Regions from separate parts of the Homo sapiens genome. Here region 2 is linked to region 1. A link is an interaction called in ENCODE POLR2A ChIA-PET data of the cell type or tissue named here. Cell type or tissue: GM12878. All regions are shown on one strand. Each heading gives the region's core, and the rest is flanking DNA. Links, peaks and the distances in the headings are about the cores only.

The links. Peaks named below come from ENCODE experiments on the same cell type or tissue, not always from the same donor. Only the 100,000 strongest peaks of a DNase experiment are listed, where the experiment ranks them.
Region 2: POLR2A ChIA-PET joins it to region 1 with 5 read pairs; 2 of 35 experiments call an interaction of 5 or more read pairs at or near these places.

The regions. Positions count from the first base shown.
Region 1 is chr2:173,097,972-173,111,339 of GRCh38, reverse strand. All of the region lies in intron 2 of MAP3K20 (mitogen-activated protein kinase kinase kinase 20), which reads right to left. Among named protein-coding and RNA genes, the nearest start is that of MAP3K20, 29 kb to the right of the region's middle. In GM12878, for the core only: no CTCF peak of the experiment used is centred there; a DNase peak (open chromatin) is centred at 9,469; H3K4me3 peaks cover 416 bases.
Region 2 is chr2:173,407,137-173,424,928 of GRCh38, reverse strand. No RefSeq gene overlaps it. Among named protein-coding and RNA genes, the nearest start is that of CDCA7, 61 kb to the right of the region's middle. RefSeq lists an enhancer at 8,620-9,128. In GM12878, for the core only: no CTCF peak of the experiment used is centred there; no DNase peak of the experiment used is centred there.

The DNA of each region.
Region 1 (13,368 bases), core at 7,406-11,405:
TACATCTCACAAAGGACTAATATCCAGAATCTACAACAAACTCACATCAATAAGAAAAAAACAATCCCATAAAAAGTGGGCTAAGGACATGAATAGACAATTCTCAAAAGAAGATATGCAAATGGCCAACAACCATATGAAAACATGCTCAACATCACTAATGATCAGGGAAATGCAAATCAAAACCACAGTGTGATATCACCTCACTCCTGCAAGAATGGCCATAATCAAAAAAATCAAAAAACAATAGATGCTGGCATGGATGTGGTGAACAGGGAACACTTCCACACTGCTGGTAGGAATGTAAACTAGTACAGCCGCTATGGAAGACAGTGTGGAGATTCCTTAAAGAACTAAAAGTAGAACTACCATTTGATCCAGCAATCCCACTACTGGGAATCTACCCAAAGGAAAAGAAGTCATTATTTGAAAAAGATACTTACACACGCATGTTTATAGCAGCATTGGGTCAAAAACAATTGCAAAATCATGGAACCAACCCAAATGCCCATCAATCAACGAGTGGATAAAGAAACTGTGGTCTATATATATGATGGAATACTACACAGCCATAAAAAGCAATGAATTAACAGCATTTGCAGTGATCTGGATGAGATTGGAGGAGATTATTATTCTAAGTGAAGTAACTCAGGAATGGAAAACCAAACATCATATATTCTCACTGATATGTGGGAGCTAAGCTATGAGGACGCAAATGCATAAGAATGATGCAATGGGCTTTGGGGATTTGGGGGAAAGAGTAGGGGCGGGGCAAGGGATAGAAGACTACAAATATGGTGCAGTGTATACTGCTCTGGTAATGAGGCACCCAAATCTCACAAATCACCACTAAAGAACTTGCTCATGTAACCAAATACCACCTGTACCCCAATAACTTATGGAAAAAAATTTTTTTTAATTAGCCAGGCATGGTGGCATGTGCCTATAGTCCCAGCTACTCAGGAAGCTAAGGTGGAAGGAACATCTGAGCCCAGGAGGTCAGGGCTGCAGTGAGCCATGATCACACCACTGCACTCCAGCCTGGGTGACAAAGCAAGATCCTGTCTCAAAAAAAAAAAAAAAAAAAAAAAAAAAAAATATATATATATATATATATATATATATATATATATATATATGTATAACATATATTATATATATTTTATTATTTATATATATCAAGTTGTATTAAAATAACTGTTTCTGTTTAAAGTTAAAAAGATAATTTTACTTATTTCCTACTTATTACTAACTTGACTTAATAATATCTTAAAAGGAGGAGGATCATTAAACATTCCTTTGGGGGAGACAAATACATCACGTCCCATCCCCCAACTAGGTTGCCTAATCTACTAGGAAGGATGAGAAAGACATTTCTCATCTGCAACTGCATCAAATGGGAACCCAAACTGAAAGATGGTTTTCATTTTTTAAAAAATTACAAGCCTTAAAATATGTTTCTGGAAACGTATCATATTAGCATTTTATGATTGTAGACAATTCAGCTATGTGAATTGAAAGAATTCTACAAACGGGCTCAACAAGAAAAGTGAGAAATTTAGGAAGACTTTTTGTTTGTAGACACAAATAGCGGGCCCTTCTACCTGGCGCCAGTGCCCTTCCAGAGAGCAGAGAAGGTCACCATACACTCTCTTTTCTAAACTCTCCTCTGAATGAGAGTTAATGGGGAATCTATCTCCCTCTCTCTGCAGACCCTGCTAAGATAAACAGGTGTGAAATACTTCTTTCTTTATACACAGTTCTTAAAAAGGAAGATTTCTTCTTACTCAACTTGACAAATATCTGTGGGTAGACATTCCAGAGCCTTTATGGGTTTACTAAAACAAACAGAAAAAAAAAAACCACCATAATAAACGGAAAGACATATTTCAAATACCACCCAAGCATTGGTTTCATGTACTGGTGACAAGTACTGGTTTTCACCTACAGAGCATATACAGATTTCTCCCCTTTATAATCACCAGATGTGGAGAGAGCTATAAACAAAGGCAAAACCCTAAAGCATTATTGCTTAGTAACCAAAAGTTTTATTTGTATTCTTACAGAATACTAAAGGAAGGTGCCTAGTGCCCAGATAAATTCAAGTTACATTTAACTTAAAATGTCTGCAGTATTTCTTCAGCTACCAATTACAACCTGGAGAAACTCTGAAGTAGAATTAATGTTTACTTTATATCACGTATCTGCTGAGCTTCATGATAGCAAATAAATTCGGAGAAAGAAAAAAGAGAAGTAAGGAGATTAAAATTCTGGGCCATCAATGACATTCTAGGAGAGTTGAAGCAGAAAATATCAAAAGCATATGAGTGTACTTTCAAGGTACTTTGCATGATTGAAAACTCAACAGAGGGGTGAACTGCCAATCTGTACAAAACAGACCAATTATAAAGATTTTTTACTGTCTCTGTCCCACAAGTAAGATTCCATGCCTTTGGTTAGTTTTGTTGTTTTGTTCTGATTATAAAAATAGAATGTGCTCACTGTTGCTGATTTGCATTGCCATACACAACTCTTAATACATATGCACATGCACTTTTCCAATTTTTGCTTACAACAAATTCCTAAAAGTGAGGATGATAGGTCGAAGGCATTTCATTTTAAAACTTCTGTCAATCTTTCAAACTGTCTTCTGGAAGGCTTACCATTTTAGACTTCCACCAAGAAAGTGTTATGCCCATCATTCCATTCCCTCACCAGCTATAAGTGTTTCAGTCCTTCTCATTTCTACCAATCTTATACATGGAACAATACCTCCAAATTATTCTATGATGCAATCATAATGAGCTGATATAACAATGATTCCTAAGTGAGAGATCTCAATTTCCAGAGGACAAGGAAGGGGACAGGACATGTGTAATTAAAAAGAGATTTTTAAAAATCCCAGTTTATGCCGGGCGCGGTGGCTCACGCCTATAATCCCAGCACTTTGGGAGGCCGAGGCGGGCGGATCACCTGAGGTCAGGAGTTCGAGACCAGCCTGACCAACATGGAGAAACCCATCTCTACTAAAAATACAAAATTAGCCAGGCATGGTGACACATGCCTGTAATCCCGGCTGCTCCGGAGGCTGAGGCAGGAGAATCGCTTGAACCTGGGAGGCAGAAGTTGCGGTGAGATCACGCCATTGCACTGCAGCCTGGGCAACAACAGCAAAACTCCATCTCAAAAAAAAATAAAAAAAAAAATAAAAATCCCAGTTTATAACACAAAATATAGTAAGTAAATGACAAAATATTGTTGTCTGGTGAGAAAATTTTTTTAAAAAGGATGAGAAACCACCATAGAGAACAAAGATTTTTTAAGTTTGGGAAACATTATACTCTAGGATGATGTAAATAGCTAGTTATCTATAAGTCTTAAAAAAGCAAGTTATGCTGAAATAGTGCTAACAAGCCACAGGGGAGAGGAGAAATCTCGAATATGTTCCGACTGTCTGCTGCTGAAATCATAGCCCTAACCGCCACAGGTAACACGCACTGAGAGCTGAGTAGGAGCCAGGCACTGTACTTACCCAGATTACCTCATGTGGTCCTCACAATAGCCTTATGAAGTGGACTCTATTATTATCTGCATTTTATAAAAAAGGAAACTAAGGCTTGGTGCAGTCACTTTCCCATAAATCTAATAAGTAGTGGAGAAAGCATCTGAATCTACACCTGTCTGACGCTAAAGCCCAGGCTCTTAAACACGAAGCCATATTGCTTCCTAGGAATTAAATGCCTCCATTTGCAGCGCAAGGCAGAAGATGTTATTTAAAACATATATTTTATTTTAAAACATGTAAATAGGCGAGTCCTGAATACTCCAGGACTAGGCTCTGGGTGCCCTTATCCCTGTGCAGGTCAGCACAAGACAACCGGCTCCGGCTGCCCCCTCACCTCTCATGCCAATTCCTACAGGACCGCATGTATTCTAGCTGGATCCTCCTCCCATATCTTCTCAACTCCTGAAACCCTTGCACAAAGCCCCTCTATCCTGAACCTCTTCTCTAAACCTTCCCTTGCCTCCTCTGTCCAGAGCCTGGCCCTCCCCGGCAGCCCTCGCAATAGCTGCTGTTCTGTCTCTTGGCCCTTGCTCTGCAGAGCTTGGTGGGGAGCCCCTCATTACCACCTCCAGACAGTACTCTTTCCTACCACCTCCCAAAAGCTGAATCTTCTGTCATGAGATTGCATCATTCATGAGCCTTCATTGTTGCCATCATGTACCAATCCCTAGTTCACTCCCCTGTTTCTTAATGATTTTAGCCCCAGCTCACTGTCACTTTGTCCGATTACTATTCCTGTCTGGATGTGGGAATTTTCATGCACTTACAAGACCCTCAGACACCTGTTCTTTCAAGTCTTTGAACTCTTCCCCTGCAACAGTCTAGTCCTTCACCCTGCCGCAGTCACAAATTCCTTTGGTCATGACTTAGGAATTACCCATAACTGCACCTCTCTACAATCTAAAATCCAGGCCCCCTACTTGCTGACCACCAATTCCTGTATTTCCAGCTTCCTGCCTCCAGCACCTGAACTCCAGTAATCCCTTGACCTATCATTACCTGTTCCTATACCTTATGAGTGTCACACCCTTCCCTGAAGTCTTCCCTCCTTACTTAGCCTAAATTCCAGGCCAAATCACAGAATCCTTCCCCTGCAACCATCCTCAGCATCATGGTTCTACTTTTCCTTCAATGTACTCAGGAAAACCACAACCCTGAAGAAATCCAATTCTCTGTTTACTCCACCCTTGCAACTGTTGAGCTGAATATGGCTGAAGAAAACACATAACCTGATTGCTTCTCAGCAACCATACTACATTTCCCTAGTTCAGTGGTTCTCAATTTTTTCAATATAGACATTAATCATTCCAGCACCAATTCTAGAAAAGGTTACCCTTTTCCTCACTTAACTGCCTTGGCATCTTTGTCAAAAATCTACTGACCAAATATATGTGAGCCTAATTCTGGACTCTCTGTTCGGTTCCACTAGTCTATCTACACACAAATACCACACTATCTTGACTACTGTAGCTTTATGGTAAGCCATCAAATAAGTTTGTAGTACAAGTTCTCCATCATTACTGTTAGTTTTCATTTTTCATTACTCCAGGTCCTCTTCACTGCCATATGCTTTACAATCTACTTATCAATTTCTACAAAAAATTTAAAAAACTGGGTGTGTTATGATTTGGGATTATATTAAATCTTCAAATCAATTTTGGGGGAACTGACATCTGAATAAAAATATTCTGACCCATAAATGTAGGATATATTTCTTTTTTAAATGTATTCACTAATTTCTCACAGCAATGTCTTACAGTTTTCAGTGTAAAGATCTTACACAGACTTTTGTTAAATTTATCCTTCAGCATTTCATTTTTCTATAAATAGAACTTTGTTTTAAAAATTATAGTACATAACATAAAACTTACCAATTAAACCATTTTAAGTGCATAATTCAGGGGCGTTAATTACACTCACACTGTTGTGCAACTCTCATCATTATTCATTACCAGAATTTTTCCATCATCCCAAACAAAAATTCTATACCTATCAAACAATAATTCCCCACTCTCTCTCTCCCAGCCCCTGGTAATCTCTATTCTACTTTTTGTCTCTGAATATTGCCTATTCTAGGTACCTCATATAAGTGGAATTGTACAATATTGGTCCTTTTGTGTTAGGCCTATTTTTACTTAGCATACGTTTTCAAGATTCATCAATATTGTAGCATGGATCAGAATTGTATTCCTTCTTAAGGTTGAATAATAAATATTGTTTATCTGTTCATCTGTTGATGGACATTTAGGTTGCTTCCAAGTATTTCATATTTTTATTGCATTGTAAATGGTATTTAGGTGGCAGATTCTAATTGTTCATTGTTTGTATCAAAAAAGAACTCGACCTGCTCACAAACCTGCTCCTCTCTTGATTTCCCTTGCGCCCACGCACATCTTTCCATCTCCTCAGTGCAAAACCTCTGAGACGTCCTTGATTATTTTCACAGCCCATGGCCAATCAGTGAGCAAATCTGGTTAACTCTACCCCAAATTCAACCACTTCTCACTGCCTCCACTGCAACCTTCCTAGCCCCAGACACAAGCATCTCTCACTGAGATTACTGTAATAGAGCCATAACTGGTCCCCTGTCTCTGTCCCATGTAATCTCTTTTCAACAGTCTCCAGAGTGGTCATGTGAAAATGTAAGTCAAACCATTTCACGTCACTATTCAAAAGCATTCAACTGCTCACCATTTCCTTCCAATTTAGGTCGGAGGCTCTTATAATTGCCTACAAGGTCCAAGACCACTTGGCCTCATTGCCTCTCTGGCCCAACCTCTTGTTTCTCCTCCCTCACACACTCCACTCCAGCTACGATGGCCCCCTTGCTATTTCTCCAATACAACAGGCATGCTCCCACCTGCCATGGGCCTGTATCTGGAATGTTTTATCCCCCATGCTTGGTTCCCTCCCTTAATTCCTTCAAGTTTTTACTCAGTGTCACCTTCTTAGTGAGGCCTACCCTGACCAACTCATTGAAATTTGAACCCTAGCTCCTCTGGCACTCCTGATCTCCCTTACTCTGCCCTATTTTCCCCTTATATTAATTAAAATAAACTTTTTATTCTGGAATAATTCTAGGTTCACAGAAAGGTTGCAAAGATGGTACAGATAGTTCTTCTTGCCCTGTTTTCCCCCCATGTTAACATGCTGCATCACCAGGGTATATTTGTCAAAGCTAAGAAGCCAACATTGATACATGACTATGAACTAAACTCCAGGCTTTATTGACATTTCACTATTTTTTCCACCAACATCTTTTTTTTTCTGTTCTAGAATCCAATTCAGGATACCACACTGTGTATATTCATCACATTTCCTTATCTCTTGTGGTCTGTGACAGTTTCTCAGTCTTTCCTTGTTTCCCAAAACCTCAAAGTCTTGAGGAGCACTGGGGCCAGGTATTTTGTAGACTGTCCATCAGCTTTGGTTTGCCTGATATTTTCCTCATGACTAGACTGGGGTTATGGTTTTAGGGGAAGAAAACCTCAGGGGTAAAATGCTTTGCTCACCAAATCATATGTGGGATACACGTTATCAACCTGACTAATTACTAGTGTTGTTAGCCCTCATCACTTGGTTAAGGAGGCATCTGTCAGGTTAGCCCACTGTAAAGTTACTAACTATTCCTTTTCTATACTTGAATCTTTGGAAATGAATCACTAAATTCAGCCCCTAGCCCTGGCAGGTATAGGTCTTATATTTTCTAATGTGTTGACATACCATTTATTTTCTTATTCCCCACATTTGAAGGTAAACTCTAAAAAACATGAATCCTTGTATCTTTTATTTACCAGTGTAGTTCCAGTATCTAGAATAGTACCTAGCATGTAATAAATACTCAATATTTGTTGGATGGCTGAATTACAGAAAAGAAAGTTACCTCAGAATCTGTTCAGGTCACAGTTTCCTAGTGTCAAGTATGCACCTCCCCACCTAGAAAAATATGTGCTCAGGAAACAAATCAGGTATGTTTTGTACTTCAAGGTATTATTCACATGTAGAGTTACCTCTTTCAGTGGTATCTGCAGTTCTATTATGGGAAACAACCTTAAAGAATAAAGTTACAAGATAAAACTGGAAGTGTTAGCAGTAGGCTTGAATAGAGAATCTATGCGAAGTGCTTAGAATAGTAGCTGTAAATAACAGAAACTAAAGAAATGTTAATTTTTTTCTATTTCCTCACCTTACATTTAGGTGAGAGAGATTTCAGAGATACAGAGGGCCTTCCTGGAACTTCAAAACATGCTTACTTTATCTGCTAATAATCTTAAATCCTTTTTGAAACAAGGCCAGAGTATAAACTTTTTAACACTTCATACTCCCAAGTCCATTTAATATTAATTAATTTGATCTCTTCCTAAAATCTGCTCTTGGTCTGGTCAACACTTGAGGTCAGTATATCCAGAATCAGGATTTCCCACAGAGCCTCACTGATCTGAGAGAGGTGTCCTGGCCTTACTACAATCCCTAGGCTTCTTTGCACATAAGGTTTTTCCCATAGAAGAATGCAAGCCACACTTAGAGGCCTAGGCTTTACTGTGTAGTTAAGAAGACATCCTGAGGTTTTAGGGAGAAAAAGTCCCTCGCTTTCACAACTTTAAAGATTTGTTCAGCAGCGGATGCTCACTAAACTTTGTATTATATTTTAAAATAGCCACCAAGTGATTAAAATAAAAATGAGTATATATTTCTTTTTTTCTTTTCTTTTTTTTCTTTTTGAGATGGAGTTTTGCTCTTGCGGCCCAGGCTAGATTGCAATGGTGCGATCTCGGCTCACTGCAACCTCTAATTCCTGGGTTCAAGCGATTCTCCTCCCTCAGCCTCCCGAGTATCTGGGATTACAGGCACCAGCTAATTTTTGTATTTTTAGTAGAGACAGGGTTTTGGCCAGGCTGGTCTCGAACTCCTGACCTCAGGTGATCTGCCCACCTATGAGTATATGTTTCTTAAGGTAGATTCTATGTTCCAATAATGGAAGCAATTCAGTTTCCGACTAATGGAAGCACTGCTTGGCATGTTTTTAAAATGTCGTGAGATCAGCTGATTTTGTACATTACTTGCTGAATACAATCTCTGGAAAGCAGAGCTGCCATACAGTCTCCTCCCTCTTTAACAAACATTTTCATACTTACCAGTGCTGCTTCTCTAATGCACCTAATTCTGCCAAGCATTATTTTCTTGAAGAACAGTATCAGGGATAAGAGTCATATTTTCAAGTCATTAAAATTCTGGCAGTCTCATTTCATTTAGGACACCTTAATTTTTCTCAGGTCATGAATCAGTGAACATCTGATATTAGCAGGGCTAAGAAAAAGCATCTTGGATTCCTTTTTGGGAAATATGTTCAAAAACAAACCAGATAAGAACCACGGCCAGGAAAACATCCTTTCTAGCTGCTATAGAACAGAACCCTTCATTCAAAGACAAAGTAATTTATTAAGAACTCAAAAAATCAGCCAAACATGGAGAAGAAAAGGCTATAAAGTAGGGTAGGAATGGCAAGCTGTATTCTTTTCTGAAGATTCATTAACAGTGAAACCTTTCTGTAAATCTTACAAAGAAGAGAAAGTTGAGATGTGATCATTATGTTTATTATTCTTTTCATTTATATCCTATCCATTATTGACTGCTTATTGTGGACCAGGTACTGTGTAGAGTCCAGAAAGTACAAAGATCAATAAGGTACAGATGCCATCCTCTAGAAGCTGATACATGGAAGAAGGTAAGATTTGTTGTATATGGCCCCGGAGGCAGGGACCAGGAACAATGGCTGGAAGTTACATTATAAAGGACTTTCTAAGAAGCTGTTCCAAACTAGAGCAGACTGCATCTCATATGTCATCAATGGCAGTGTTCAAACAGAAACTGGATGTCCTAACCGGGAGTATGAGTCAAGCATCAGTGAAAAAAAATTGATAACATGGCCTCTATTCTTGGGTAATTTCATGTCAGTGACTTCCCATCTTCACTACAGAACAGAGAAGAAAATTCTAGGTACTTTTTAAATATTCAAGTGAGATAATTCTATTTTTGAAGACTAAGAGCCAGTCATATCAATTTTGAAACTATCTGAAATACTTACGGGCTGCTTTTTCTCTCCTCCAATTTTTCAATTTCTCAATTCTCTATATTAGGCTTTGAGTTTCTCAGGAATTGAATTCATGCTGTATACTATTTTTCTTCTAATAGCAAGAGCCTAGCTTTGTATAACATCAGCTACTCAGGCTGTAACATTTTTACTGAAATACGTTAATTGGTTTTACTTCAGCATAATATTTCCAGCATGGCTGTAGAACAAATATTAACTAACTGAAATGTTTATTGCTCAATATGCTGAGATCAATAATACTTTAATGAAAAGGTGAAATAACAGTTGCAATGTTTCTCATAAGGCAAACTGAAATTAACCTCCATGTACAGGTAAATATATTATCTAACAAAGCTTTGAAAGGATTTTTAAAAATTTTAAAGACTAAGTAGCAAACATAAGAAGGATTAGGGGCTTTGGCTTGCAAATAAAACATTTTTATGGTCACACTAATCATCTAAAAAAAATCAGTGGTGTTTGTCTTAATGTAACTACATTTCACATAACATGGTAGGAACATTATTTATAATTCAGGTAATTTTCCAAATTCCTCTAGGTCCTAGGAGAAGCCTTTCTGGTGGCTCTTCCTCAGTGACCTCTCTCCTAAGGTTTGAGTTATCTTCAGACATATCAGTAATACATGTTACTCATTTTAATACATTTATTTGCTCAACATGTGTCCAATTTCCTCTAACACCTTTATAGCAGTTCACCTTGGAGTGTCTTAGATTACAAGCTCCCAGTAACAGAAATGTCTGGTAGAAAAGAGCAGAGTGATGGATGGCTATTCAACATATACTTCCGGATGATGACTATGTTCATTATCAAATAAAATGATCCATTATTTTAAATTGCTTACTCTCCAATTCAAAATGATGATTTATATACGTAGCACAATGTTAAAGCACTGCACAGTGACACGTTTAAAATTCCTTAAGCAGAAATGGCATGCCAGTCTAAAAGGCACAAAAGCAAGGGCATTTATAAAAACCAGACATCAGGAACCCTACAGAAAGGGCAATACCTAAGAGTTTGTTACTATGTAGGTGAATGCAAGTGTGTTACTGTACTTACAGTGACATGGTAAAGACACGAGTTCTACCCTCTTCACAGCTCAAAGCAGAGTAAATGAAGAAAATGTAGGTATGTCAATACAAGATACATTTCCTAGATGAACAAAAATGAGAGGTATGTCCACTGCGACACAATACCAGGTATCAAGGAACAAATACTTCAATGTTCACTGGGAGCAAAGCACAATGGCAGGTGTTGTGAGGCTGGCAAGGAAGACCCAAGTGAACGATGCTGTTTATATTAGGCAGGCTGCTTAACTTCCCTGAGCCTTAGTTTCCATCAAATGCAGATTATAATCTTATAAAGTGACTGTGAAGAAGAAGAGGGCAATGGTGTAAAGCCCTTCACCAAATTCAGGCTCACAGTGGTAGCAGTACTTGGTAGAGTGATGATGTCTAGTGACAGCATCAGCTACAAAGACAGTCCTGCTCTCAGAAAGTTCACAACAGGACATCAAATGCACCACACATGTGCTTGCCCACTGTATTCACCCTGAGCCTTGCCAGGCTGCCTTTGCTGCTAACTGTATATGTGGCATCTGATCCCTTCTCAGCATGAGGCCTAGATATCAGCTAATTAACATTTTCACAAAAGATGACATCTAGCTGCTGTTCTGACTGTGGGGTACAGTTGTGAAGATGCGAGTGATCGTTAACAGTTATCCAAGTCTTCCTATGAGTCAAGCACTCTTCTACATACATTTCACATATATGATCTCATTCAATCCTCTCAACAACTCTTATGATGTGGGTACTATCATTAGCCCTGCTTTTCAGATGAGAAGACATAGCATGTTCACATGAAAACTTAGGTGGCAATTTCTCACTGGAATGCAGAGTCACAGGCAGTTTTAACCATCGGTCAAATTAGTACTATGGGTATTATGTGGTATAAATTCAGAAGAGAAAGAGAAAATACGCTTGTATGACTGAGAATGCTTCACAGAGAAGGAAATAATTACAGCTGAAGAATGGGTAGGATCTGCCCAGACAGGGAAGACAAAGGTATTACAAGTGAAGGAAAGAATGTGAACAAGGTTACAAAAATTAAAAAAGTAATGCAGAAGAACAGTTGGACAGGAGTGGAGAGATCCTGTCAGAAAATAAAAAAAGACAAAATAAAACAGCTGAGTGAGAGGGCTTGCACCTGTTAATCTCAGCCACTTGGGAGACTGAGCTGGGAGGATGGCTTGAGCCCAGGAGTTCGAGGCTAGAGTGAGCTCGCTATATTCCAGCCTGGGGGACAGAGGGAGACCCTGTCTCAAAAAAAAAAAACAAAACAAAACACAAAACACAAAACAAACAAACAAAAACAACAGAAGGAAGGAAGGAAGGAAGAAAAAAAAAAGGCCGGAAAGTCAGATTAGCACCACTATGAGAAGGGGCTGGAATTTGAAAGTATTGGCCTGAGGTTTCATGTACATTTGCCATTCCTAAGTCAGCCTTCAGTTTATTATGTGCATAGGTGGTCATCTACAATGGGTGAAGTTAAGAGCCTAAAGGCCTCTAAGAGCAAAAACCTCTCCGCCACTTTTTGACAAGGTACCCAAAATTCCAAACTGAAGTTATACTGTCTGTATTTAGCATATGATTGGCTAGGTACAATAAAAGTAGTGGTTCTCAAACTCTAGGGGACATCAGAAACAACTAGAAAGCTGGTTAAAACACAGATTGCTGGGCGCTACCTCCCAGTTTCTGACTCATTTGGTGTGGGGTGAGGCCCAAGAATTTGTATTTCTAACAAATTCTCAGGTGATGCTTAATGCTGCTGGTCCAGGGACCACACTTTGAGAGAACCACTGACCTAAAAGGATAAAATCCAGAATGAACAAATTCTAACTGGGGAGAGAAAAATTTTATATGAGATTATTTAATAACTCACAAAGGGACTCCTGAGTGAAGGGGAAGAGACTAGGCATGTGGAGATGCTATAACCAATATTCTTCAGCCATAAAAGAGTACATTTGAAAGTACGGGTTGAGTATCTTTTCCAAAATGGCTGGGACCAGAAGTATTTGGATTTTATCAGATTTTGGAATATTTGCATATATACAATGAGATATCTTGGGGATGGGACCCAAGGCTAAACATGAAATCAATTTATGTTTCATCTGTATCTTATACCTGGAGGCAATTTTATACAATACTTTAAATAATGCTGGGCATGAAACAAAGTTTAGACTGCGACCTGTTACATGAGGTCAGGTGTGATATTTTCCACTTGTGTTGTCACATCAGCACTCAAAAAGTTTGTGATTTTGGAGCTTTTTGAATTTCAGATTTTCAGATTAGGGATACTCAACTTGTACCAAATTAAAATGTTAGCTCTGGTATAGTTAACAAAGCTCTCTCCATGCTTAAAAATACCAGTGGCCACTCTTGAGCACCGCTTTGGACGAGTTATTATAGAAACTATGCCAGAACTCAATAGCGATTGTCAAATATCTAAGATAATTAATTTTTATTTGTATTGGTCCCATCGATATACTTAAATATTGAGAGGATTTACAAAGAAAGTAAATGTGGCATTATTCTTCTTTAACGTGTTTGGGTCAGGGGGAAATATTTAAAATAGCACTTACAATTAAAACAAATTTAAAGAATTTATTAATAAAAAGTTAGCAACAGAACTGCATAGA
Region 2 (17,792 bases), core at 5,877-9,876, 320 kb before region 1:
CAGTATATGGGATGTGTATGAGAGAGAGACATCTCAGCTTTTGGTTGGCTCTCTCATCCTTGCCCGGAGTGTGACTCTATGAATCTCTTTGTTTTTTTAGATAGAGTCTCACTCTGTTGCCCATGGTGGAGTGCAGTGGCGCAGTCTCGGCTCACTGCAACCTCTGCTTCCCAGGTTCAAGTGATTCTCCTGCCTCAGCCTCCTGAGTAGCTGGCACTACAGGTATGTGCCATCATGCTCTGCTGGTTTTTGTATTTTTCGTAGAGACAGGATTTCACCATGTTGGCCGGAATGGTCTTGAAAACTCCTGATGTCAGGTGATCTGCCTGCCTCAGCCCCCCAAAGTGCTGGGATTACAGGCATGAGCCACTGCGCCTGGCGACTCTATGACTCTCTTACCCACAGCTTCGTATCATCTTTGTACCTTTCCGGTTTAAGTTGTCAAAATCAAAGATAATGGGTACACAAGAAGAAAATGAAAAATGTGAATATGTAAAACATTAAAGGCAACATCAACAATATATTAATTTGATGATTTCTTGTGATTTAACCATGTGAACATATTGGTATAAACAGATCGTGAGCCAAAATTTATTGTGGCTCTATTTTTTCTTCTGATAGTAAAGACTATTGATGTATAATAACCAGATTTACAATATTAAAATTTTAAAAAGACATTTGGATGATTTAGAGGGTTCTCTTAGAAGTATATTTACAAAACAAAACAAAAGAAAAAAAACTAAGCCAGAGTAAACCTATCAAAATGAACTATCTGGGAAAAGAAAGAAAAAAACTGAAATTAATTGAACTTATATTTTTTCTGACTTTACGCTTGATACTTTATATTTTATCTTATTTAATCCTTATGTAATCCAGTTTACACAGGTATTATTATCCCCATAAGAAAGATGAAGCCTATATTAGAGACTAAATAATTTGTTCATAATCCCCCTATTAAAAAAAGAAGAACTGACCAGGCGCAGTGGTTCACGACTGTAATCCCAGCACTTTGGGAGGCCAAGGCAGGCAGATCATGAGAACAGGAGATAGAGACCACCCTGGCCAACATGAAGAAACCCTGTCTCTACTAAAAATACAAAAATTAGCTGAGCATGGTGGTGCGTGCCTGTAATCCCAGCTACTTGGGAGGCTGAGGCAGGAGAATCACTTGAACCAGTGAGTCGGAGGTTGCAGTGAGCCAAGATCGGACCACTGCACTCCAGGCTGGCGACAGACTGAGACTGTCTCAATAATACATAAATAAAAAATAAAATAAAATAAAATAAAAACAGAGGAACTGGAATTCAATGTCTTTAAGTTCAATATCCATCTCTTATTAGATTTTGAACAAATGGCCATATGATTATTGTAGTAAAAACAAAGATTATAATATTAACCTCAAAGAATTTGTGACCACAGGTAACCAAACAAATCAACTCAAGTAACACTCTAAGACAGTGTTTCCCAGAGTAGCTGATAGAACATCAGTCTTTGTGAATGCTCCATGTTTTAAAAAAAATGTTTCTATGGACAAATATGATTTGGGAAATGCTGCTTTTTATAGCCCCCTCTTGAAGATTCATGATGTTCACCACCTAATTAAAGGCTTGGAGAAAGAGCTCTCTTGCATCCAGTGGCACTAGCATTCCCAGGAGCAATACTTTAGGACACCCTGCTCTAAGGCACTGTCTGGTCAAGTCCAGCTGCAGAAATAAAACAGACAGCTCTGCTGGGGTTTAGAAGAGGGTTTGACAGCACTGTGAGCTCATGGGATGGGGAGAAGTTTTCTGTTGGAACTGAAAGTTTTTCTAGGCCTGAGGGCCTAGAGAGGAAGAGGATACGTGAGGCGAAAGGTCTGCTCGTGGCACAGAAGGGTAGCAGCATGGCTGGAGCCAAGGATGATTTGTGGGAGACAGTTGGAGGAAATGAGGTGAGGTGATTGGAGTTGGAGCCTGGATGGCTTGCCATGCAGATCAGAGAAGATGGAATACACCCTGTAATAGCTACCAACAATACTGGACAAGGACATGAGGCTCCACAGCTTTCATCTCCTGTGCTATCTCACATTATCACAACAATGGGCCAACCAGAGAGGAGGGAATTGAGGGATTCGAGCTTTGTAACTGGGCTCCCTCCTTCCTGTCTCCCTTGTGTGATAGCTCACACCCATAATCCCAGCACTTTAGGAGGCCAAGGTGGGTGGATCACCTGAGGTCAGGAGTTCAAGACCAGCCTGGCCAACATGATGAAACCCCATCTCTACTAAAAATACAAAAATTAGCCAGGTGTGGTGGTGCACTCCTGTAGTCCCAGCTACTCAGGAGGCTGAGGCATGAGAAACGCTTGAATGCTGGAGGTGGATGTTGCAGTGAGCTGAGATAGAGCCACTGCACTCCACCCTAGGCAACAGAGCAAGACTCCATCTCCAAAAAAAAAAAAAAAGCATTTTGTAGGGAGATTAATGTGGTTGTCATGCCAAGGATGGAACCAAATGTGGAGACAGAAAGCAGGAAAAGTGGTGAGAACCCTCTGACAGTTACACAGATAGGAAGTGATGAGAGCCCAGAAGCGGCTCTGGGGAAGGAAAGGAAAGAGCAGGTGCATGTGAGAGTTGCAAATAATGATCCACACAATTCAGCAAATGCCCAGAAATGGTGAAACAATCAATGATAATTCACATGCTTTGAAACTGGGAATTCAGACAATGACGTTCCCATGAATGTGAAGAAGTGCTGATAGTATTATTGATCATTAACAGTTGCTGAGGTCTTACTATTGTCAGCTCCGTTCTAACTGCTTACATTAATCACTTATTTAACAGTCCCAAACTCATACATGAGAACTTTTATTACTTCCATTTTCTAGATGAAGAAACCAAGGCACAAAGGAGTGGGTTACTTTCCCAGGGTCACAAATCTAACAAATACCAAAAGTGAGAAGGGATGGATTCAGTTCAGAGAGAAGGAAAAAAGAGACGATGAGTTTGATCTTCGACTCTTTGGCTTAATGCAATGACAGGTGATCCAAATGGCTACGTAGTGGAGAGAGAGACCTCACAAAACAGGTAGAAACTGAGGACTAGGCAGACAATGGTCTGGTTTGCTAGGGACTGTGGGTTTGAGTCCTGAGAGCCCTGCACTGGGAAATCCCGCAGTCCCAGGAAAATTGGGACAGTCGGTCATCCTAGGCAAGTGAGAACGTAGACTGTAAATCTTTTGCACAGAAACTAGAGCATCAGCCAGGGAGCACGTTGGTTCTTCCAAGATGGGTAGCAAGGAGGGTGGAAACTGTCCCTTGGGAAACTCCCACAACCAGGAAGCCGGCTGAGGAAAGCAGCACTCATGGCTGCAGAAAGAGTCTCCAGACCATGCAGTGCCTAAATCCAGGATAGAAAAGAGTCTCAGGAAGAACTGGTGTCAGCAAGATGTCAAATGCTGCAGAGGTCAGAGAAGAAAACCACAAAAAAAGAAGCCATTTACCATTGGCCACTGCAAGAACATTCTAGGACTTCAAGAGTAAAAGATTGGTAAATAACACATTATCTAATGATCTCATTTAATTAGTATTTCATTATCTATTCACTATAGTGCTGTGGACATCGGCATTTTACAGACGAGGAAACTGGGATTCAGAGAGCTGAATGAGCAGGAGGCTCTCCTCCACTGTCTGTTGTGGCAGAGCTGGGAACCACGAGGACGAGGAGAGTGGACGCAGGCAGGGGAATGCCTGCTAAGGATATGAAGTCAAGGGAAGGAAGCCAGGGAAGAGAAAAAGAGGGAAAAGGCCAAGGGGAAGAGGCATTAGTTGAGACAGAAAGGGCTTCCAAGAGGTGCAGGAAGGCTGTGAGGTAGGAGGAAATAGGTTGGTTTGCCCTAATGAGACAAATGGGCAGCTCTTCGTCTCAGACTGGACAAAAATGAAGGCTAATCAGAGGGAAAGAACACCCCTGAGGGAGGACAAGGTAAAGGTGGGAACTTATTCTGGTTGGCCTCAATCTAATTGTCAAAGGAGGAGGTGATATGGTTTGGCTGTGTTCCCACCCAAATCTTATCTTGAATTGTAGCTCCCATAATTTCCAAATGTTGTGGGAGGGACCTGGTGGGAGACACATGAATCATGGGGGCAGTTTCCCCCATACTGTTCTCATGGTAGTGAATAAGTCTCATGAGATCTGACGGTTTTATAAGGGGAAACCTCTTTCACTTGGCTCTCATTCTTTCTTGCTGCCGCCATGTAAGACGTGCCTTTCACCTTCCGCCATGATTGGGAGGCCTCCCTAGCCACGTGGAACTGCGAGTCCGTCAAACCTTTTTTTCTTTATAAATTACCCAGTCTCAAGTACGTCTTTATCAGCAGTGTGAAAATGGACTAATACAAGAGGTGAAATAGTCCCCTGGGATGTCAGCGACTAGGGCAGCAGGTGGCTCCAGAAGTCAGGAATACCTTCTGTGAGACACAGCAAGAGTAACACAGACATTGCCCCTCTGAAGATGAACAGCAGGAACTCCCCTCACTAGCAATGCTCCTCAGGCCAGCTTGGGTGGAATGAATGATGGAACCTGCTTTTCCAAACTTCCAGAAAAGGAAAAGAAGTCTAGGGATATATGAATCACCCCAAGAGGTGACCCTAGGCTCCTAAAGCACCCTGAGCCTGCCCGTACCGCTCACTTACACTCTGAATTGGTATCCCTGGCTAGCCTGATAACTAATCTGTGTCCCCACTACATGATAAACTCCTGGAGGAAGGGACCTTGTCTTAGTTGACCTGGTAGCCATAATGTGTTGTGCTGTGTCTGCAGCATGGTAATTACACAATAAATGTCTGATATAGAGAAAAGGTTAAGATGGTGAGGTGAGCTGACCATGAAGTCAAGATTGGATAAAGAATCTGAGATGACCAGGAGGAGATTCATGAGCTGGATGAAAGGAGAGGGTTCATGGTGCTCAGGAAGTTAAAACTGTACTGGAACCAGCTCACATCAGCTCACAAGAGTCAATTTTGCACATTTCTTCCTAACTCTATGTCAGTGAAATCACACTGGTAGCTTAAAATCAGCAATGGTGGGAGTATTTACATCATGGGAATCGACAAATGCTACGTATCAGAGCTTCTTTTTTCTGAAGAGGTGGTTGATAAGTTATCAACACACCATTGAATAACACCCAGATTTCATACAGGTAGGACAGCAGAAGTGATGATTCAGACGTTGTGTACAATGAAAGAGACTGTTGCATAAGACAATAGCTCCAGGTTTCCTCTGCAGAGGCCATACCTCCCAAAAAAGGCACCCAGAGCCAAAGCACATGCCTCCTTCATTTTTAAGAGCAAGGAGTTCCTGTTTTACTGTCAGAAGCATTCTGGTTTTACTGTCTTTTCCGCTTCTGTTTATTATTATGACAACTGGAATATATACAGATGAGGAATAAAAGCAGGCAGTATAAAGATGAATTGGTTTAGGATCACCTTTAATTCTCTGAGAAATTGGTTTTGGCCTTAACTTTTGCAAGGGAAGAAAAACGAGAGAATAATGTTCTGCTCTAAATAATGTGCATATCCACAGATCAGAGGAAAAAGAGACGACTGCTTATCTCCTGTTGTCCCAGTAGAGCATGAGATAAAGTATTAATACTTTAAGAGAAACATCTGATCCCTGTCTGTGTTTAAGTGCTGTAACCTGTTGGCAGGAACAGTTGAAGACTATCTACACTTCTTTCCCCAAAATGGACAATACTCCAAGGTTTTTGCCCCACAGCCCACCTCACTCTATATAACTCTATCTCAGTCATGCACACTAGCATGGACTCAGAACTCAAAAGAAATTAAAGCAGATCTAGAAAAAGTCAACATGTGGAAAATGCAGAGTTTAATGAAAATTCGCAACCCTTCCCAGGGACCACCTTCTGTCTAATAAATGAAGCCTATTCCTTTAGTGAGTGTAAGCTTTACATTGCCGAGGCCAACGGCATTTTGTGGGAAGTTATAGGAGTTTTATGCTTATAGATTTTTTGTGTTGGGATATCCAACAACAACAACAAAAAAATGTTTGTGTTGGGATTTTTTGGTGTTGTGTTATACTCTGTGTTGGGACAGCAGCACACTGAGGAATGCAGGTCCAGGGGTTCAACCATGTGTTTGCATCAGGCCTGGCTGTTGTGATTTTCCACTAAAGTTGTTCTGTACACATATTTCATATGCAGATAATTTTGGGTGAAAAAATAAAAGCTCCAGTCAACAAAAGAATGTTTATGCTCAAGAGTGTAAAAGAGAAATTATTAATCAAGAAGTATACAATATCAAAACAAGGCAACTTGGTGCATTAATCAAAGAAAAAGTTTGAGTATGACAAATAGTTCAACTTCTAATATTTCTTAAAATCTACACAGCAATTTCAATTTAAAACGAACATTCTGATGCCATGTATGGTGGCTCATGCCTATAATCTCAGCACTTGGGGAGGCCAAGGCAAGAGGATTGCTTGAGCACGGGGGTTCAAGACCAACCAGGTCAACATAGTGAGACTATCTCTAGAAAAAATAAAAAATTAGCCAGGCATGGTGGTGCCCACCTGCAGTCCCAGCTAGTTGGAAGGCTGAGGTGGGAGGATGGCTTAAATCCAGGAGGTCAACCATGCAGTTAGCTGTGATCATACCACTGTACTCCAGTCTGGATGACACAGCAAGACCCTGTTTCAATAAAACATAAAATAAACAAAATAAAATAGACATTCTGAAATTTTTCCTTCCACTAATTTAATTCATTTTTAAACACACAGTAAAAATTTCCCAGGAAAATATGAAATGGGATAAAATAATTATATCAGATTTAAATTTAGCACTTTAAAGAAAACCATTGTCTAGCATTAATCCATGACATTTGAAGTTTAAAATCTAACATTTCTTTACTGAACTTCTGTAATTTGATGCCTCAGCAATTTGTAGTATGCATAGAATGTATTATAATGCCAGAATAGTACAACCAAGTTTGAACTTAAAGTATCTAATTTAGTCATTCATATTCTCTACCAAGGTGTTTAAATGTTCAATGAGCCCTTAGAGAAAATAATGAATAAGTTTAACAGCAACTTATATTCCAAGATATTAAGGGTACTTCAGGTAAATAATATTAAATTTTCTGTCAGACAGGTGAAGACTGTAGTTAAGGGATGTGCCAAGGCTCTCCAATAAAGTTTGGGTAAAAACATGTACATGCAATGACGATTAGTAGTCCCAACTTTTATATACCTATTCAAAACAGTAAACTTTTCTTAAATGGTGGTTTGAAGATGAAATTCAAAATGTCACTAACTTTATTTTTTAATTCCACTTTTCACAATGTAGTCTAAAAAAATTATAAAAATAGAAAAAGCTTCGTGCTTAAAGATGTTGACCTCAGCGTTATTTATCATTGGAATGTTATACTAAAATGTCCAACAATAGCAGAATGAGAATGTAAAGTGTATCAGCTCCACACAATGCTATGTGGTCCTTTCTGCATTTCAGAGTCTTGTCACTGGAAGACACCACAGCCCAGTGTGAAGATCACAGTATCTGGATCATATCTTCCGGAATTTTTTTTTTTTTTTTTTTTTTTTGAGTTGGAGTTTCACTCTTTTCACCCAGGCTGGAGTGCAATTGCACGATCTCAGCTCACTGCAACCTCTGACTCCCAGGGTCAAGCGATTCTCCTGCCTCAGCCTCCCGAGTAGTTGGGATTACAGGCATGCGCCAACACGCCCGGCTAATTTTTGTATTTTTAGTAGAGACGGGGTTTCACCATGTTGCCCAGGCTGGTCTCGAACTCCTGACCTCAGGTGATCCACCCGCTTCGGCTTCCCAAAGTGCTGGGATTACAGGTGTGAGCCACCCGCCCTGCCAAGAATTTTTTTTTCTTCTTCTTTTTAAGATGGAGTCTAGTTCTGTCGCCAGGCTGGAGTGCGGTGGCGCAATGTCAGCTCACTGCAACCTCCGCCTCCCGGGGTCAAGCGATTCTCCTGCCTCAGCCTCCTGAGTAGCCGGGACTACAGGCGCCCGCCGCCACGCCCGGCTAATTTTTTGTATTTTAGTAGAGACGGGGTTTCACCGTGTTGCCCAGGCTGGTCTTGAACTCCTGAGCTCGGGCAGTCCACCCGCCTCGGCCTCCCAAAGTGGTAGGATTACAGGCGTGAGCCCCCGCACCCGGCCCAGAATATTTTTAAAAGCTGAAGACGGGATTTTCTTTTTTGAGACAGCAAAAGGTGACTTTTTGATGTCTACAACTGATCTCCTATGATTCATCCCCATCTTGTTAGTTTTGGAAGTATGATCAAATAAGTCTACATAGTTAAGAGAATGCCTGGAAATTTTGCCAAAATGTCACTATATTATAAAGTTGTCTGTATGGCTGACTAGAGAAAAGAGAATATGGCAAGAAATAGTAAATTCCCTGTTCTTGAATTGTTTATGCTCTCGTTAGGCTTGCACACTAGAAAAATTTTTGAAAACATAATTTAAGGGTACTTTAAAATACAGTATAAATGAAGTGCATAAACACTGACAGGCTGGAGCACAAAGGATAATCGAAGTCAGGTGGCCCTAATCACGGCCGGCGCACTGGCGCTGGCGACGGGTCCGGCCCCGTGTGCACGGGCCGCAGGGTTTCTGTAAAGTTTTAAGGGGGCGAACAAAATACAGTTGCTGATCCAGTCGGTGACATATTTGCTCACTTCATAATCTGCTTCCTACATAAGCTGTTGCTGAATGGAAAACAAATGCAAGCACATCAAGTCTGGGAACAGATGGTGCTTCTGTAAGATGAAGAAAACAGGAGGGCCGGGGGACAGCAAGTTTTAAAAAGCTCGCTTTCTTCCCCTTCCCCCTCGGCTGCCTGGCTTCCTCCGCAGCCCCCTCCTGTTAGCCCCATCTTTCTCTTCAGCTCCTCCCACCTTTGTTAGGATGAAAGATGCTGTAGGTTAGAGAGATAGAAGACGATCCTTAATCTCAAATCCCCTTTGTGCGTTTTAGTAGAGCTCTTGTCTCCCAAAGTAAAATAAAGAGGCCAAGGCCCCTGTAAAATGGCAGCGAGGCCGCGCACAAAGAGTGCGGGGCATATGGTGACCTTCCTTTCTCCGAGATGGGTTGAGCCTCAGTTGTCATGCTGGGAGGTTGTTCTTAAATATCATTTGGATGCTATTGTTTGTCTGAGGCCCGGAAAAAAATGTGACTGTCTTGCTGAGCTGGAGGGAAGAAGAATCTAAAAAGGATTTATGGAAATGTCTGGAAATTTTGCCAAAATGTCAGTGTGCTAATTGTCTGCTGAATTACATCCGAGGCAGCTCCATCTCTATGCATGGGTTTGGACGTGTACACGTACTCTCTTATTATTCTTTGGTCCTTCTTGCCTTGTTTTGAATCAGGATTCTATGGCACCACAGTAAAACTGGTGTGGTGTGCGTTACAGGGAAAGTGGCAAGCTCTGATGACAATAACCACGTAAATCAGATTTTCCCGGGCAGTTCCCATTTCAAACATTCTGCTTCTGTAGGTCTATTAGTGCACTCCTACTCATCAGACCATATGTCACCAGGTTTTCAATTCTGAAAATAAATCACTTGTTTATGATGAAATACGTGCATAGTGGGCATGAATAAATGTTGGGAAAGAAAGAAAAAAAGGAAGGAAGGAGGGAAGAGAAAGAGACAAGGAGGGAAGAAGGGAGGAAGGAAGAAAGGAAAAAGAAAGAAAGACATGAATGAATGAATGAATGAATGTTCGTACTCTGCAGATGATGTAAGAAAGCTTAGGCTTTTGTTATAACTTTGCCATTTGCCATTAGTCATGTGGCAGCTGGCCAAAAAAAGTAACCTCTGGGTCTTTGGTTTCTTCATCTAGAAAGTGTTGAGACAAATCTAATTTCTTTCTGAGATCCATCCAGATCCAGCAAATCTATATTCTAATGAAAGAGGGCTTTATCTGAGACTTAAGATTTTTTTCTTGGTTCCTGGTCTGATGGCTTAGTTGTGACTAATCAAATTTACCAGTCCTCTAAGCAAATATGGACAATGACATGTAAGTTTCTTTATCCCATGGTAGGGGGGGAAGCCCATGACTAGAAGTTACTGAAAGCACAATCTTCAGGGGGTATTAGGGAAGGGACTACATGCAGAAAGGCAGTTGCTTAGGTTTACTGCATTTCTCTTTTTTTTTTTTTTTTTTTTTTTTGAGATGGAGTCTCTTTCTGTCACCCAGACTGGAGTGCAGTGGTGTGATCTGAGCTCACTGCAACCTCTACCTCCTGTGTTCAAGCAATTCTTCTGCCTCAGCCTCCCCAGTAGCTGGGATTACAGGTGTGTGCCACCACACCTGGCTAATTTTTGTATTTTTAGTAGAGACAGGGTTTCACCATATTGGCCAGGCTGGTCTCAAACTCCTAACCTGGTGCTCCACCCACCTCGGCCTCCCGAAGTGCTGGGATTACAGGTGTGACCCATCTCGCCCAGCCTACTCCATTTCTTTAAGGCAAATAAGAGTATACGCCTTAGGGTTGAGGGGATACCAAGGTGCAAAGGCAAAAATTAAAGACAACTTAGTAATGGCGTGATCCCCAGGGGGCGGAGCCTGCAGTGAGCCGAGATTGCGCCACTGCACTCCAGCCTGGGCGACAGCGAGACTCCGTCTCAAAAAAAAAAAAAAAAAAAAAAAAAAAAAAAAGACAACTTAGTTAAGAATTGGAAAAAGTGATTTGAGAATAATATACTAAGTGAATCAAAAGATAAAAAGTGAAATATGAGCAATTTGGGGCTTGCACAGGGCTGTTTTCTAATAAAGACAAGACATCTGAACTCGTAGCCAAAGAAAGAATGCCTTATAGTTAACTGCATGCACTCAAAATGTGGTCCAAGTTGCAAGAGAAGACATGAGGAGTACTTTTGCAAATAATTTTTATTCTAATATTTAATTTTGCTGGAAAGTCTTGTAATCTAACACAATAGTTAAGTAAAAGCTGGTCGAAATAATGAAATGCATTTCTTCCGAGCCCATGGGTTCTGAGGAGCCCTCATGGCGGAGACAGGGGTGAGAAATCCCAGACAAAAGCTCCAGGTCAACGCGCCCCAGCCGCGTCAGAGCCAGCAGCTCCTGCCCTCAGCATAAAATTGGTCCCCAGAGCAGGCTGTAGGAGAGTTCCCTGAGGTAGAAGGAGGAAAAGAAAAGGAGACTGGGGGAATGAGCTCTGTGTATGAGCATGTTCAGGGGATGGGAGCAAGAGAGGGGTTTACATCTCCTGGGAAGGCCCAGGGTACTAGGATACTGCAGCAAAACACCAACAATGGGCAAGTCATGTGTGCTATTAACTACGTTAACAACATAATTAACTTTTTAGTTGCATTTTCGTTAACTTATTCTATTTTTAGTCAATGCTTTTTATTGATCAGTTGGCAACCAAGTTTTTATAAGTGATTGTTTTTAAAAGAATTGATCATAAAGGAAAGAAAAAGAATGAGAAAAAAAAAGGAAGGAAGGACAGCTATGTGCTGCAACGCTTCGGTACCCTTATGTTAAAAAAAAAAAAAAAAAAGGTCTTTTTATTTCCTAAGTCCAGGCTCAGAGGATGATCTCTTACTAAAATTCTAGCCTGTGGTCCTGGCCAAGAGAGTAAACTGCTAGTCACCAGGACATAATTCTGCACCTGTCTTTAGTATCTGTTGAAGTTCCTAGAGCAGCATCCAGGGATAAAAACAAATGACCAAGTTTTTGTATGGCACCGAAGCAAGGACACCAAATAGTCACTCTGATACCCTCCGTTCTCCAATCCCTGCCCCTCACGAGGCCCCTCCTTGCAAAGAACAGCTCAACGAAAGGAAATAGAATGCTTTTTAAAAATACAGGCTACCCACGTTAGACTTTGCACAGTTTTACTAGCTCTGCCACTGACCTACAGATCTAACAACAGCAATAACATCTGTCACCTATTGAGCACTTCCAGGTAGTGTTCTAAGCATTTACATACAGTTACACATTTAATCCTCACAGCAACTCTATTAGGAAGCTGCTAAATATTAGTCCCCACTTTGCAGATGAAATTGAGGAAAATGAGGTTAAGTGAGGTGCCCAGGCCACGTGACCAGGATCAGCCCACAGGCCTCTGCTTCCAGCATCTGCCTTCTCAATCTGTACACTGTGTGATGTTGAAAGCTTTTGCTGGAATTAAGCCTCCTTATTTTAGTTTATCTTCTTCCTGTTAAACCACATACAATACTTCTGCTTTTATTTATTCAATAAAATCTGGAATCAGAATCAGGTAAAAAACATATAGAGAGAAACAGTAGTTCAAAGAAATTCAAGTCTGAGAAAGCTTTGGAAACATTTTTTCATGTTAAAGGATTTTCGGCAAAAATGTAAGTGTTTTTAATCTCTTCTCCCATATGTTTAAAACAGAAGGCTTTTATTAGAGCAAGTCATTGCACTAAGATGCAAACAGTTTAAAAAAAAAAAAAGTGAAAATGACCCAGAGCCATTGCCTTGGAAAGAATAATAAGTAGGGGTCGGGCATGGTGGCTCATGCCTGTAACCCCAGCACTTTGGGAGGTGGAGGCAGACCGATCACAAGGTCAAGGGATCAAGACCATCCTGTCCAACACGGTGAAACCCAGTCTCTATTAAAAATACAAAAATTAGCTGGGTATGGTGGCGGGCATCTGTAGTGCCAGCTACTTGGGAGGCTGAGGCAGAAGAATCGTTTGAACTCAGGAGGCGGAGGTTGCAGTGAGCCAAGATTGCACCACTGCACACTCCAGCCTGGTGACAGAGCGAGACTCCGTCTCAAAAAAAAAAAAAAAAAAAAAAAAAAAAAAAAAAAAAAAGGATAATAAGTAGGACCACTAGGACCACTGATGTAAGCAGACTTAAGAATCTCAAACAAGTTTTTGGGTTTAGTTTGTATATTTTCTACATATACCTCTAATCAACAGGGATAGCCACTGTTAGCATTTTGAAGCGTTTCTTCCAAAAAGTGTTACTATTTCTAACCACAAGCACAACAATATTGCTTACATAATTTAACTCTTAGGCTATGAGTGTTTGTTTTTTGGGGGTTTGGTTTTGAGGATTTTTGTGCCTTATAAATAGCCCTCCATAGACTTGGGAGAAAGTGATGGCATTAATATGTAAAAAGAATAATATCTCAGGTTTAGATTTTACCATTTCTCATCCACAGAATGCACTTCTGCAGCACCAGAAGAACTTGTCAGGCAAATAGCTAGATTCGAGTTAGAAACAAACCAAAAATCCAATCAAATTAGTTTTGAGATCATGATTGAGGTCACGATAATGAACAAAAGAAATTAACCGTTGGCCAGGCATGGTGGCTCACGCCTGTAATCCCAGCACTTTAGCAGGCAGAGGCGGGCGGACAGCTTGAGCCCAGGAGTTCAAGACCAGTCTGGGCAACATAGTGAAACCCTGTCTTTACTAAAAATACAAAAAATTAGCCAGGAGTGGTGGTGTACTACCCAATTACTCAGGAGGCTGAGGTGAGAGGATCACTTAAGGAGTGAGACTCTCTAAAAAAAAAAAAAAGAAGAAGAAAAAAAGAAAAGAAAGAAAGAAATTAACTATTGGAAATGTCTAAGTTTTAAGATTTTAACCCAATCTTTGACCCTGTAGATATACAGCTTAATTTGATTATTTCCTTTCCTGAGTTTATTTAATGGGCTTGGTATGATAGAACCACTACCAGAATACTACCAGAATACAGCTCAATGAACTTGTTTAAAACATCTTAAGATGTTGAACTGCAGTGAGAAAAAAAGGGGACAGTACAATCCACTGTGGAATGGCAAATGCATGAAGACTTCATAGAAAGGATTGATAATGAGTCGTGTTCAACGACATCCACATTTTATTGTATGCCCCACAGTATAGATGGCAGGGTATTCATTAGTTATGACTTATGTGGTTCAAGTAAATGTAGTGACTTACAGTGGGTTTGTAACTTTGCAGGTGGTATGATATAATCATGGTTCTTAACCTGGCCGTCTGTTAGAATCCCTGGGTGAGTTTCTAAAAAAATACTAATGCCCTGTCCCCAGCCCAGAACAATGACTTCAGAGTCTCTGGCTGTGGAGCTGAGGCAATGATGTATTTTTAACTCCAGATGATACTATTGTGTAGTTTGAGATGCACCGGTACAAACAAACAGCTCAAGTTTCTGAGTCAGCCGGTGCTGGGTTCAGATAGTGGCCCTGCCCCTGATTAATTGTGCAAATTTGAGTGTTGTTTCCTCATCTGGAAATGGGAGATGGTAATACCTACTTCACAAGGTAATTGTAACTATTAAATGAAAAAAATATATGGAGAATGCTTGGGAAATAGTGGCCACTCGTTCATGCCAGGTCCTCCCCTTTATATCTTTCATGTTTTGTGTGCTCTAAAACAAATCTAGTTTTGCTAAATTATTTCAAGACAGTCGCTCAGATATTCAATGTCTTTTCATTCTGCCCCAAGAAATTGAGCTTTCAAAACTGTGGGATTGCTGGCTAGGCAGCTCACAGGTAGCATTGTGGAACAACAAGCAAAGTCTGAGCATCGCTTTGGGAGCAATGCGTCCATCTTCAATAATACTGTCACATGCCACGCCATGAAAGGAATAGAAAGGTCTGGCTGTTGTCTGTATCTGATCAGATTTAACGTTTAGATTCCACCCTCGATGCAGCCAAAGCATGCCTGCAAATGTTCCTCATTCGTGACTCACTAAATAATAAGGATGCTGATTTCCACTTGCAATAGTACCCTACAAAGTGGCATGTAATGGGAATCTGACACAGGAATTTTCTTTGAAATAAGATATATAATGTGATCTTAAGACCACAACAGATCTCATCTTAATGACGTTGAGAAACCCCATGAGCTTCATCAGGAGACGCAGAAGAAGTGAACATTTTGCAAGCTGCTATTGCTGGATTAATCTCAGAGGTGGTTGTTGCTGGCCTCGCAACAGCAGCCTGTGCTCTTTCCTGCTAGCCTGGCCCAGTAGTGTGGGGAGTTAAGGACGGAGCCCCTCTTTAGATGTGCTCTTCTGCCATCTTTAATTCCAGTCTTAAGCCACAAGACTTCCTGGCCCATTCAGCATTCTGGAAAGAAATTGTGTTGACTTCTATCTTCCCTCCAGGAAGAAAGAAAGAACTATTTTTACTTTTATTATCGTATTTCAATGGCCTAAGGTAAATGCAGTACTATTCTCTCTTTCTTCCTTCAAGTTCATTATTTTGCCATGAAATGATATATATGCTTTGGGGTTTAAGTTTGGAAAAAGTCAGTAAAAGCATACAATGTATCTCTCCTTGGGTCAAAGACAAGAAACTTTAGCACAAACAGCCATGGCAACTGCATCAAAAGAAATCCACTGGATTATACTTCAAATAAGTCCACATTTTTCGTTACATCTGTGGTGCATTGCAGGACTGAAATCTGTAGCTTTTCAACATAATATGTGTCTAGATCAAACAGTATTAAATAATCATTAAAATCTGCTTTGTCCTTCTTGAAGAGCTGTTCATAGCTTCACATTGTGCTATGTGTATTAATGGAACATTGGATATTATATAAAATGTGAATTGCAACTGTCTTGTGTGGTAGACAGTTTACTAAAGTATTATCCAGAACACATGCTATCTGATTTACTAACTTATTATCCATTAAAAAATCCCTGGGTAAATAAATGTGTAACTAAAAGAATTGTTACTCTGTATAATCAGATGAATAGATACAAACAGGGAAGATTGCTGTCATTATGTTGTATATTGTGCTAAACAGATGCACATGATTTTTTTCAAATAGTGCACATATCAAACTGCTTCCTTCCGTCTGGGCTTTGCTTTTATCAATAAGATTTTCATATTCCAAATCAATTGTTGTTCTGAGAAGGCTATTCCTCTCCCTACTTCTCCTTCTCCCACTCTCTTGCCCTCCCACTGCCCCAAATCTTTCAGTCAAGGGGCTTGGCCCAGAAGAGAAATGACTAGAAACACCAGGCCTATTCCGTGTAACTGAGCACTAGGTCTGCCCTTACTCTAAGGAATATATCGTGTCCCAGGGCCCATTGGAAACTCAAGTCAAATCACAGTGAGTGGAAACTGAGTCCTTGGAAGGTTGCCAGCTGCCACAGATAAACTGTTCCCACAGCAGTGGGCCACACTGCATCAGTATCACTTGTGTTTTGGATTCTTCGGTAGATGACAGGGTGGAACTGCACTAAGCCACCCATTCCTCATTCATTCTCCCATTGGCACACACACCTATTATGGAATTGGCAGGATTTCTAAGAGCAGGCAGCAGTCATGGGCAGAGATGATAATCAACCTTTCCTTCCATCCATCCCCTCATCCCATCCCACCCAGCCAGTCAGCCACAGCAGAAACCTTGTTAGGTACCTATGGTGTCAGGCAGCATGCCAGGATAGGGAGGGGAAGGGCTTCCAAATAGTTTAGAGTCCAGTAGCAGAGACTTGTCAGCAAGGCACCAATTATAATAGAGGATAATAAACGGTTCCAGGCTCGTGTGTCAGATGCTTTTGGAGCACAAAGTAGGGCATCTGACCCAACTACTTCACTAATATAATCAAGGGCCGGGAGCTGTGGCTCATGCTTGTAATCCCGGCACTTTGGGAGGCCAAGGAAGGAGGATCACTTGCGCCCAGGAGTTCAAGCCCTGGGCAACATAGCAAGACTCTCTCTCTCTATTTTAAAAATAAAAACAAAAATAAAATAAAATAATAAAAAAACTAATAGCTGGAATCAAGGAAGGAGGTAACCACTGAACTGAAAAAGGAAGCGGGGGGTGTCAGATAAATTTCAGAGTTTTGGTTTGGCAAAATGGATTAAAAAGTGGTGGCATTTATGAAGATAAACAATTAGGAGGATGTGATGTCTGCCATATCCTCGGTCCTTCCTAAGAAATTTGCTTCTACGAAACTCTTTTTTCTAAACAGCTTTATTGAGATATGATTCACTTACCATGCACTGCTTCTATGTTGATGTAGAAGTCAGTGGCTTTTAGAATAGAGTTTTAGCACAGAGTCGTGCAACCTTCATCACAATCAATTTTAAAACATTTCATCACCCCAAAAGGAAATTCCATACCCATTAACTGTCATGCCCCAATCCCCCACCCCCACCCACAGCCCTAAGCAATCACTAATCTAGTTTATATAGAGATGTGCCTTTATATATAGTTCTGGGCAGTTCATATCAATGGAATCACACAATATGTGGTCTTTTACGACTGGCTTATTTCACTTAGCATAGGGCAGTTGGGTGATTAAAACATTCTTGAAAAAGGCAGCCAAGTGTCCTACCTTTGGCCACAGTGACAGATTGGATCAGTGGGCCCTTGAGGGTAGCCAGCCCACAGGCTGGTCAAGAACCGATAAGGAGGTATGGCATGAAAATATGTGCCAGAAAATCATATTCTCTCCAATTTGAACCACAAAAATACTGAGAGAATGAGGCAGCATTCAGTAGGATCTAAAACTGGCATGGACATTCCATGAGCTAGAGTTGGCTTGTGAGGCGTCAAGGCATGCACGAGTTATGCAGAAGTGGAAATATGAGTAAGATGAGAACGAGGAAACAAGTTAGCAGAGTTGTCAGGTAAAGAAACAATGCACATCCCAGGCATGGACCAGCCACTCAGAAGCAAGTGTCAAGTGGGATAGCTGAGTTAGGTTAGCGACACATGCAAAAGCCACCCTGATTCCTGCTCTTAACATCCAAGAGTTGCTCTGGGCTCTCACTTTTCCTGACCCATTACAGTTTCTCTTC